Linked DNA regions of Homo sapiens: region 1 is linked to region 2. A link is an interaction called in ENCODE POLR2A ChIA-PET data of the cell type or tissue named here. Cell type or tissue: A673. All regions are shown on one strand. Each heading gives the region's core, and the rest is flanking DNA. Links, peaks and the distances in the headings are about the cores only. Region 1 overlaps NFIC (nuclear factor I C). Region 2 has its middle 11 kb from the start of ZNF77.

The links. ChIA-PET counts read pairs that join two places held together with the same protein. Peaks named below come from ENCODE experiments on the same cell type or tissue, not always from the same donor. Only the 100,000 strongest peaks of a DNase experiment are listed, where the experiment ranks them.
Region 1: POLR2A ChIA-PET joins it to region 2 with 6 read pairs; 1 of 35 experiments calls an interaction of 5 or more read pairs at or near these places.

The regions. Positions count from the first base shown.
Region 1 is chr19:3,447,765-3,453,136 of GRCh38, reverse strand. It overlaps NFIC (nuclear factor I C), which reads right to left. Exons shown (of 11, transcript NM_001245002.2): 7 at 3,998-4,123; 8 at 471-655. Among named protein-coding and RNA genes, the nearest start is that of SMIM24, 30 kb to the left of the region's middle. In A673, for the core only: no CTCF peak of the experiment used is centred there; a DNase peak (open chromatin) is centred at 2,056.
Region 2 is chr19:2,953,463-2,958,834 of GRCh38, reverse strand. No RefSeq gene overlaps it. Among named protein-coding and RNA genes, the nearest start is that of ZNF77, 11 kb to the right of the region's middle. In A673, for the core only: a CTCF peak has its summit at 2,216 (motif pointing left); a DNase peak (open chromatin) is centred at 2,224.

The DNA.
Region 1 (5,372 bases), core at 71-5,070, 490 kb before region 2:
CTCCTGAGTAGCTGGGACTACAGGCGCCCGCCACCATGCGTGGCTCATTTTTAAGTATTTTTTTTGTAGAAACTGGGTCACGCTATGCTGCCCAGGTTGGTCTTGAACTCTGGGCTTATGCAATCCTCCCGCCTTGGCCTCCGAAAGCGCTGGGATCACAGGCATGAGCCGCTATGCCCAGTCCCTCCCTGCCTTGTGTTAACATGAGTACGACTCACGCAGTTGCTGGGACCTACGGGTGCTACCCAGACCCCACAGGGTGCGACATGATGCGCCCGAAACCCTGACATCCGAAAGCATCTCAATTCTGACCCAATCCAGCTGCCTCCCAGCACGACAGAGGAGGGGACTTCAGAGCCAAGTCCTCAAGACCCTTTTAAGCAGAGGTTGTGCCTTCGTGTGAGCACGTGGCCCCCGGGAGGTCACCTGGAGCCGCCAGGAGAGGCCCGAATGCGCCCCGCCCAACTCACCGGTCCAGGTTGCTGGCTGGCTGGGTCGCAGGCCAGCGAGACAAGATCTTTGAGCGGGTCCTGGGGGTTGAGATGAGGTGGGTAGCGGATGGCCGTGTGGGGGAAGTAGGTGGAGGCCGTCTGGGGTAGGATGGACGTCGTAGGGAAATGCAGAGCGGAGGACGGGTGTGGGCTCCGGGCGATCCCTGCGGAGACAGTGGGAAGCGGGGGTTACTTGGGGGCTCCAGCCGGTCTGCTCTGTGACCGTGTGACTGTGTGTCTGTGGGTGTCATTCCTGCCGGCATCTCAGTGCGTTTAGTAACAATAACCACCAAAAAAACCCAGCAGCACTGACCACATTGACACCCAAATTCCCCGACTCCCACGGCAACCCCACTGGGGCTGTGATATTATCCTTGTGTTTTAATTTAATTTTTTAGTTTTGTAGAGGTGGGGGTCTTGCTATGTTGCCCAGGCAGGTCTCGAACTCCTGGGCTCAAGCGATCCTCCCTCCTAGGCCTCCCAAAGTGCGGGGATTACAGGTGTAACCCACTGAGCCTGGTCTTTTTTTTTTTTTTTTTTTTTTGAGACAGTCACCCAGGCTGGAGTGCAGTGGTATGACCTCAGCTCACTGCAACCTCCACCTCCTGGGTTCAAGCAATTCTGCCTCAGCCTCCCGAGTAGCTGGGATTACAAGTGCACGCCGCCATGCCTGGCTAACTTTTGTATTTTTAGTAGAGATGGGGTTTCGCCATGTTGGCCAGGCTGGTCTTGAACTCCTGACCTCAGGTGATCCGCCCACTTTGGCCTCCCAAAGAGCTGGGATTGCAGGCGTGAGCCACTGCACCTGGCCCCGTCTTTTTTTTTTTTTTTTTAAACAGAGGATGACAGGGTGGCCTTCAGGGGATGTGTCACCTGCCTGGGGCCACACGGCATCAGATGGCAGACCGGGAATTTGAACCCAGCCCATCTGGCCCCACAGTCTACACTATAAATCTAGGGTTGGCAAGCTCTTTCTGCAAATGGCTGAATAGTGATCTTTTTTTTTTTTTTTTAAGAGATAGAATCTCGCTTTGTCACCCAGGCTGGAGTGCAGGGGCATGATCATGGCTCACTACAGCCTTGACCTCCTGACCTCAGGTGATCCTCCTGCCTCGGCCTGAGTAGCACGGACTGCCGGCGTGTGCCACCACGCCTGGTTAATTTTTTGTATTTTTAGTAGAGATGGGGTTTCATCATGTTGCCCAAGCTGGTCTCAAACTCCTGGACTCAAGCAATCCACCCACCTCAGCCTCCCAAAGTGCTGGGATTGCAGGCATGAGCCACTGTGCCCGGCCTAATTCCAGCACATAAAGAAATTCCGTCTCCATCAGCCGTCACTCCTCACCTCCTCCCCCAGCCCCAGCACCCATACATCCCCTTCCTGCCTCTGTGGCTGGCCCTGTCCTGGACATTTCATAGAAATGAGATCACATGCTGTGTGGCCTTTTTGTCTGGCTTCTCTTACTGAGCATGACGTCCTCAAGGTGGCCTGCGTCAGAGCCTCGTGCGTTTTCATGGCTGAGTCATATTCTATTGTGGTGCCTGCCTTTTCCTCTTTCTAAACAGTTCAGTGATTTTTAGTATTTTCACTATTTATAGCAGTCACTCCCTCATCTCCACAGCCTCTGGCCAGATAGTAAATATTTTTGGCTTTTGGCCACGTGGTCTCTGCTGTAATTACTCAGCCCTGCCAAGACAGGGTGAGAGCTGCCACAGGACATATACAAAGACGTGGTCGTGGCTGTTTGCCAATAAAACTTTATTCGTAAGAACAGGCAACCAGGGGGCCAGCGTTTGCTGACCCCTGGCCCAAATGGCTGCTTTGATTTGGGACTGCCTCTCTGTGTGCATGACTGTGTAAAGAACTAAATAGTTGATCACTAGAACATGGGGTGGTAAGCAATATTTGAGGCTTCCTACAATTCACCCCCCTTAATCCCAATGGCAACCATGGAAGGTGATTTTTTGTTTGTTCTGTTTTGTTTTTTTTTGAGATGGAGTCTTGCTCTGTTGCCCAGGCTGGAGTGCAATGGCACAATCTTGGCTCACTGCAGCCTCCGCCTCCCGGGTTCAAGAAATTCTTGTGCCTCAGCCTCCTGAGTAGCTGGGATCACAGGCATGCATCACCACACCGAGCTAATTTTTGTATTTTAGTAGAAACGAGATTTCACCATGTTGTCCAGGCTGGTCTTGAACTCCTGACCTCAGGTGATCCGCCTGCCTCGGCCTCCCAAAGTGCTGGGATTACAGGTGTGAACCACTGTGCCTGGCCGAGATGGAGATGTCTCTTTTTTTTTTTTTGAGATGGAGTCTCGCTCTGTCACCCAGGCTGGAGTGCACTGGCACGATCTTGGCTCACTGCAAGCTCCGCCTCCCGGGTTCACGCCATTCTCCTGCCTCAGCCTCCCAAGTAGCTGGGACTACAGGCGCCTGCCACCACGCCCGGATAATTTTTTGTATTTTTAGTAGAGACGGGGTTTCACCATGTTAGCCAGGATGGTCTCAATCTCCTGACCTCGTAATCCGCCCGCCTTGAAATCCCAAAGTGCTGGGATTACAGGCGTGAGCCACTTGCACTTAGCCTTTTTTTGGAGACAGGGTCTTGCTCTGTCGCCCAGGTTGGAGTGCAATGGCGTGAACTCGCCTCACCGCAACCTCTGCCTCCTGGGTTCAAGCGATTCTCCTGCCTCAGCCTCCCAAGTAGCTGGGACTACAGGCGCATACCACCACACTCGGCTAATTTTTGTATTTTTAGTAGACAAGGGGTTTCACCATGTTGGCCAGGCTGGTCTTGAACTCCTGACCTTGTGATCTGCCTGCCTCGGCCTCTCAAAGTGCTAGAATTACAGGCATGAGCCACCAAGCCTAGCTTTTTTTTTTTTTTTTGAGATGGAATCTTACTCTGTTGCCCAGGCTGGAGTGCAGTGGTGTGATCTCTGCTCACTGCAACTTCTACCTCCCGGGTTCAAGCAATTCTCCTGCCTCAGCCTCCCCAGTAGCTGGGACTACAGGTGCGTGCCACCACGCCTGGCTAATTTTTGTATTTTTAGTAGAGATGGGGTTTCACCATGTTGGCCAGGCTGGTCTCAAACTCCTGACCTCAGATGATCCACCCGCCTCAGCCTCCCAAAGTGCCGGGATTACAGGTGTGAGCCACTGTGCCTGGCCTCATTGGCAGCTTCTGATCCTGCCTGTCCATCAGTGTCTGGGGTTGGAATGGGGGGATTAGATTGAGACGGGGGTGAGGGGAGTGAGGTGAAGTTAGGTTGCAGCCTTTTGTTATACAGGGGGGAAACTGAGGCCCAAAGGGACTGAGTCCAACCTCTCAGCCGGGCTGGAACAAGGCCCTGGGCGCTCTCCACTACGGCACCTCTATGGTTTTTTGCCCACCTAGAAGGCTACAGCAATAGGACTCATGGTCAGACATCCAGTGGGACTTCCCCGGCTGTGAGAGGCCTGATAGGAGGGCCCGCCGCCCCTCCCCGCCAGGGGCCCGTGGCGCTTACCGCTGTGCACGGCGATGACGGGCCGGTGGTGCTGGGTGAAGCTGGAGAGGCGGGGAGAGTCCTGGGGGGACGGGCTGTTGAATGGTGACTTGTCCATCTCTGTCTTCTTCACCGGGGACGAGATGCCTGTGGAGGGGATGGGACGAGAGAGTCACAGGCTGGTCACACCCCATGAGCCCTGGACCTTCCCCAAAGCCAGCCTCCGAAGGGATAGGAAGCCTCATCACCCCGCCTCCTCTTACCCCAGAATCCTGAGGGGGAGAGGCTGTGAGCCCATTACACAGAGGAGTAAACGAAGGCTCAGAGCAGAGAAGGGGCTAGCCAGGGCGGCACAGCCGGGGGATGGAGAGCTGGGTATCAACACGTGCCCCTGGGCCTCGCTCCTGGCCCTTGCCTACTCTCCTTCCAGAGAAATGGGAAGGCTCAGGGCTGCCCCATCACCTGGGAGTCACCCGAGCCCTAGAGAAGGTGGCAGGGAGGGCAGAGACAGTCAGATCCGAAGTCCAGTTAGACCCTGACTGGCTAAGGGCGCACAGACAAGCCCCAGCTCAGCTCTGCCTTCCCTCGTCCACGCGGGAGGAAGGAACGGAGCCTCCCTGGGGCTGAAATGAGGTGCATCCCCCCTCTGCAGTGACTTGCTGGCATCACTCTGCAGACAGGGGCCTCACTACCTCCCAGGCTGCCTGGGACAAAAGCCCCCACAGCCCCCAACTCAGCAGCTCAGCCCCTCACACCTTCCTCAGTGAATCAATGAATGAAGAAACAGAGGCCAGGCACAGTGGCTCATGCCTGTAATCCCAGTGCTTTGGGAGGCTGAGGTGGGCAGATCACTTGAGGCCAGGAGTTCAAGACCAGCCTGGCCAACATGGTGAAACCCTGTCTCCACTAAAAATACAAAAATTAGGTGGGTGTGGTGGCGGGTGCCTGTAATCCCAGCTACTTGGGAGGCTGAGGCAGGAGAATCGCTTGAACCCAGGAGGCAGAGGTTGCAGTGAGCTGAGATCACGCCACTACACTCCAGCCAGGGCTACAGAGCAAGACTCCATCACAAACACAAAAAACAGATGGATAGTCGGGTGCAGGGGCTCACGCCTGTAATCCCAGCTACTTGGGAGGCTGAGGCAGGAGAATCGCTTGAACCCAGGCGGCAGAGGTTGCAGTGGGCCGAGATCACGCCATTGCACTCCAGCCCAGGCAACAAGAATGAAACTGTGAAACTGTCTCAAAAACAAACAAGCAAGTAAACAAACAAACAAAAAACGGATGGACTCAGGGAGGCTCACCCACCAAACATCGGCTTCCCTCCCCCTCCAGGCACCCCCTGGAAAGCCCCTGGGTGTGGGGGAAGCAGGTGGTCCAGGGTTCAAACCCCGGC
Region 2 (5,372 bases), core at 145-5,144:
GTAAAATGGGGCCATGGGAAGAAGATGGATAGATTTTAACAGCGTCAATATCAGGGATGTGGTAATGTACTTTAGTTTTCCAAATGTCACCATTGGAGGAATCTAGGCCAAGTATAGAAAAGATGTCTGTACAGCAAGACTCTGTTTCAAAAAAAAAAAAGAAAAGATCTGTCTGTATTTTTATCATTATTATTTATTATTATTATTATTTGAGACTGAGTCTCGCTCTGTCCTCCAGGCTGGAGTGTAGTGGCATGATCTCTGCTCACTGCAAACTTCGCCTCCCAGGTTCAAGCAATTCTCCTGCCTCAGCCTCCTGAGTAGCTGGCATTACAGGCGCCCGCCACCACGCCTGGCTAATTTTTTTTTTTTTTTTGTATTTTTTGTAGAGACAGGGTTTTGCCATGTTGGCCAGGCTGCTCTCAAACTCCTGACCTCAGGTGATCCACCTGCCTCAGCTCCCCAAAGTGCTGAGATTACAGGAGTGAGCCACCGTGCCCGGCCAATGTCTGTGTTATTTCTTAGAACTGCATATGATTCTACAATTATCTCAATAACAATTTCAGTGAAAAAAAGAGACAAGCTAATAGAAATGTAAGAAAACCATGTTATGATGAGAATACCAATAGCGTTAGAAACCAGAAAAGAAAAATAAACGGATACATTGTCTGCAGATTGCAAGCAATGGTCATTTGGAGCTAAATGAATGAATTTTCCCTGTCATTGTCCAATTACAATGCTTTTACCACGATAAATTTAAGAATAACATCCAGGATTAAATACAAAAAGCAAAGAGCTTCTGGGTGATTCAGGTTAGCAACTTTGTTTTGGATGACCCGTCTTCAACTGCCAACAGACTATTCTCAAATTCCTGAAAGGGCGAGGCGCAGTGGTTCCTGCACCTGGCACTTTGGGAGGCCAAGGCAGGAGGATCACTTGAGACCAAGAGTTTGAGACCAGCCTGGACAACATGTAAGAAAATTGAAAAATTAGCCAGGCGTGGCTGGGCACCGTGGCTCACACCTGTAATCCCAATACTTTGGGAAGCCGAGGCGGGTGGATCAGGAGGTCAGGAGTTCAAGACCAGCCTGGCCAAGATGGTGAAACCCCGTCTCTACTAAAAATACAAAAATTAGCTGAGCGTGGTGGCACGTGCCTGCAATCCCAGCTACTCAGGAGGCTGAGGCAGAGAACTGCTTGAACCTGGGAGGCGGAGGTTGCAGTAAGCCAAGATCACGCCACTGCACTCCAGCCTGGGCGACAGAGCAAGACTCCATCTCACAAAAAAGAAAAGAAAAGAAAAGAATAAAAAGAAAAATTAGCTGGGTGTGATGGCGTGTGCCTGTAGTCCCAACTTCTCAGGAGGCTGAGGTAGGAGGATCACTTGAGCCCATGAGGTCAAGGCTTTAGTGAGCTATGAGGCTGCAGGTACTGCTGCCACACTTGCTAATTTTCATATTTTTTTGTAGAGATGGGGTCTGGCTATGTTGCCCAGGCAGATCTCAAACTCCTGGGCTCAATCGATCCTCCTGCCCCAGCCTCCCAAAGTACTGGCATTACAGGTGTGACCTACTGCACCCAGCCCAACTTTTTACTTTGATATAACTTCAAACTTACAGAAAAGTTGGAAGAATAGTACCAAGAACCCCTGAACGCATCTTTCCCCGCGCTTCCCCCATGCTATTTTTGTGCCTTCTGTTGCTTTATCCTTCTCTGTGTGTGTATGGACATGCGTATTTAATATATGCATATTCTCCCCCTTAACTCAGAGCAAACAGCATTGTTTGCCTTCTGTGAACATTTCCAAAGAACAGCAAAGTGGTGGGCTGGGTGCGGTGGCTCACACCTGTAATCCCAGCACTTTAGGAGGCCGAGGCGGGCGGATCACCTGAGGTTGAGAGTTCGAGACCAGCCTGACCAACATGGAGAAACCCCGTCTCTGCTAAAATACAAAATTAGCCAGGCGTGGTGGCGCATGCCTGTAATCCCAGCTACTTGGGAGGCTGAGGCAGGAGAATTGCTTGAACCCGGGAGACAGAAGCTGCGGTGAGCCGAGATCAGATCGATCACACCATTGCACTCCAGCCTGGGCAACAAGAGCGAAACTCCGTCTCAAACAAAACAAAACAAAACAAAACAAAACAAAACAAAACAAAACCCACAAAAAAACAAACAGCAAAGTGGGACGTTTTGGGTGTAAAAGTGTGCCCTCTGGTGGTCATGCAATTTTTCCATTGACGTCATTATATATTCTAGATACAATTAGTATAATTGATTCTCGTTATCTGCGGGTTTCTTGTCCTCGAATTCTGTATTTGCTGGTTCCATACCCGTGGATTCAGCAGAATCGAAAATATTTGAAGCCAGGCGTGGTGGCTGCACCTGCGGTCCCAGCTACTCTGGAGGCTGAGGCAGGAGGATTGCTTGAGCCCAGGAGTTCGAGGCTGCGGTGAACCGCCATCCCACCACTGCACTCCAGCCTGGGTGACAGGGCAAGACCCTGTCTCAAAACAAAACATTTAAAAAAAAAATGGAGAGAAAAGAAGAAGAAAGCATTTTAATAAAAACAATAAAATTAACAATACAAGAAGAAAAATAATGCAAAGTTTAAAATACAGTATAACAACTATTTACATAGCGTTGATGTTGCACTAGTTATTATAAGCAACTTAGAACTGATCTACAGTATATGGGAGGGTGTGTGGAGGTTTTACACAAATACGGCACCATTTTATTTTATTTTAATTAATTTATTTATTTTGTTTAAGACGGAGTCTTGCTCTTGTCGCCCAGGCTGAAGTGCAACGGCATGATTTCAGCTCACTGCAACCTCTGCCTCCTGGGTTCAAGTGATTCTCCTGCCTCAGCCTCCCGAGTAGCTGGGATTACAGGTGCCTGCCACCATGCCCAGCTGATTTTTGTATTTTTAGTGGAGACGGGGTTTCACCATGTTGGCCAGGCTGGTCTCGAACTCCTGACCTCAGGTGATCCACCTGCCTTGGCCTCCCAAAGTGCCGGGATTACAGGCATGAGCCACCGCACCCGGCCACGCCTTTTTATTTTATTTTTTTGAGACAGGCTGTCACTCTGTCCCCCAGGGTAGGAGGCAATGGTGTGATCTCAGCTCACTGCAGCCTTGGCCTCCCAGGCTTAAGTGATCCTCTCACCTCAGCCTCCCAAGTAGCTAGTACCACAGGCCCCAGCTACCACACCCAGTTAATATTTGTATTTTTTGTAGAGATGAGGTCTCACTATGTTGGACAAGCTGGTCTCAAACTCCTGAGCTCAAGCAATCCTCCCACCTTGGCCTCCCAAAGAGCTAGGAATATAGGCGTGAGCCACCGCGTCTGGTTACTGCACCATTTTATATCAGGGTCTTGAGCATCCACTGACTTTGATACCTGCAGGGATCTTGCAATCTCCTGCAGACATTGAGGGACAACTGCGTGTATACATTTCACAAATATTTTTTCTTTTTTTATGGGGGGATGGAGTCTTGTTCTGTTGCCCAGGCTGGAGTTCAGTGGCACGATCTTCTCTCACTGCAACCTGCACCTCCTGAGTTCAAGCAACTCTCCTGTTTCAGCCTCCTGAGTAGCTGGGATTACAGGCATGCGACACCTTGCCTGGCTATTTTTTTTTTTTTTTTTTTTTTAGTAGAGATGGTGTTTCACCATGTTGGCCAGGCTGGTTTCGAACTCCTGACCTTAGGTGATCTGCCCTCCTTGGCCTCCCAAAGTGCTGGGATTACAGGCATGACCCACCGTGCCCGGCTGGGATATATCTATTAACATGCTATTTATCAACATGGTTAACTTTCTGTCCTTCCCTATTGGAATCTAAAGGATATAGAGAAGGATATGTGTGATGTTTACTGCTGTGTTTCCCAGTGCAGAAAACAGAGTCTGGGACATAGAAGATGCTTTATGAGTATTTATTAGACAATAGGCACACATTTCTGTGTGCACACACACACGTCTTTTTTTTTTTTTTTTTTTTTTTTTTTTTGAGATAGAGTTTCACTCTTGTTGCCTGGGCTGGAGTGCAATGGTGCGATCTTGGCTCACTGCAACCTCCGCCTCCCAGGTTCAAGTGATTCTGCTGCCTCAGCCTCCCGAGTAGCTGGGATTACAGGCATGTGCCATCACGCCCGGCTAATTTTGCATTTTTAGTAGAGACGGGGTTTCTCCGTGTTGATCAGGCTGGTCTCGAACTCCCGACCTCAGGTGATCCGCCCGCCTCAGCCTCCTCCCCTTTTCAGACCATATAAGGTAACTTCCGGACATTGCCATGGCATTTGTGAACGGTCATGGCACTGGTGAGAGTGTCTCTTAGCATGCTAATACATTATAATTAGCATATAATGAGCAATGAGGACAACCAGAGGTCACTTTCTTCGCCATCTTGGTTTTGGTGAGATTTGGCGGCTTCTTTACCATGTTCTGTTCTAACAGCAGGGTCTTCGTGACCTGTGTCCTGTGATACTGTCCTGCCAACCTCCTATCTCCTCCTGTGAGTAAGAATGCCTGACCTCCTGGGAATGTGGCCCAGCAGGTCTCAGCCTCATTTTACCCAGCCCCTATTCAAGATGGAGTCGCTCTGGTTTTTTTGTTTGTTTGTTTGTTTGAGCCGGAGTCTCGCTCTGTTGCCCACAGGATGGAGTGCAGTGACGTGATCTCGGCTCACTGCAACCTCTGCCCCCCGGGTTCAAGCGATTCTCCTGCCACAGCCTCCCGAGTAGCTGGGATTACAGGCATGCACGACCATGCCCAGCTATTTTTTTTGTATTTTTAGTGGAGACGGAGTTTTACCATGTTGGCCAGGCTGCTCTCGAACTCCTGGCCTCAAGTGATCCTCCTGCCTCGGCCTCCCAAAGTGCTGGGATTACAAGTGTGAGCCACCGCGCCTGGCCAGGCTTTTGCATTTCTGACAACCAGATGGACACCCCTGGCCCATCCTGTGGCCTCCACCCAGAAGTGGACTCACGGCATGAGGGCCGTGTTCCACATCCCTATGATCCCATCCCCAACTAGCCAGCAGCACCTAGACCCTAGCCTCCTGACCACCAAACTATCTTCAAAAAACCCCTGAGTGGGTGCAGTGGCTCACGTCTGTAATCCCAGCACTTTGGGAGGCCAAGGCTGGTGGATCCCTTGAAGTCAGGAGTTCAAGACCAGCTTGGCCAATGTGGCAAAAACCCATCTCTACTAAAAGTACAAAAATTAGCCGGGCGTGGTGGCGGGTGCCTCTAATCCCAGCTACTCAGGAGGCTGAGGCAGGAGAATCACCTGAACTTGGGAGGCGGAGGTTGCAGTGAGCTGAGATCATGTCACTACACTCCATCCTGGGCGACAGAGCCTTCAGGGAGCTTG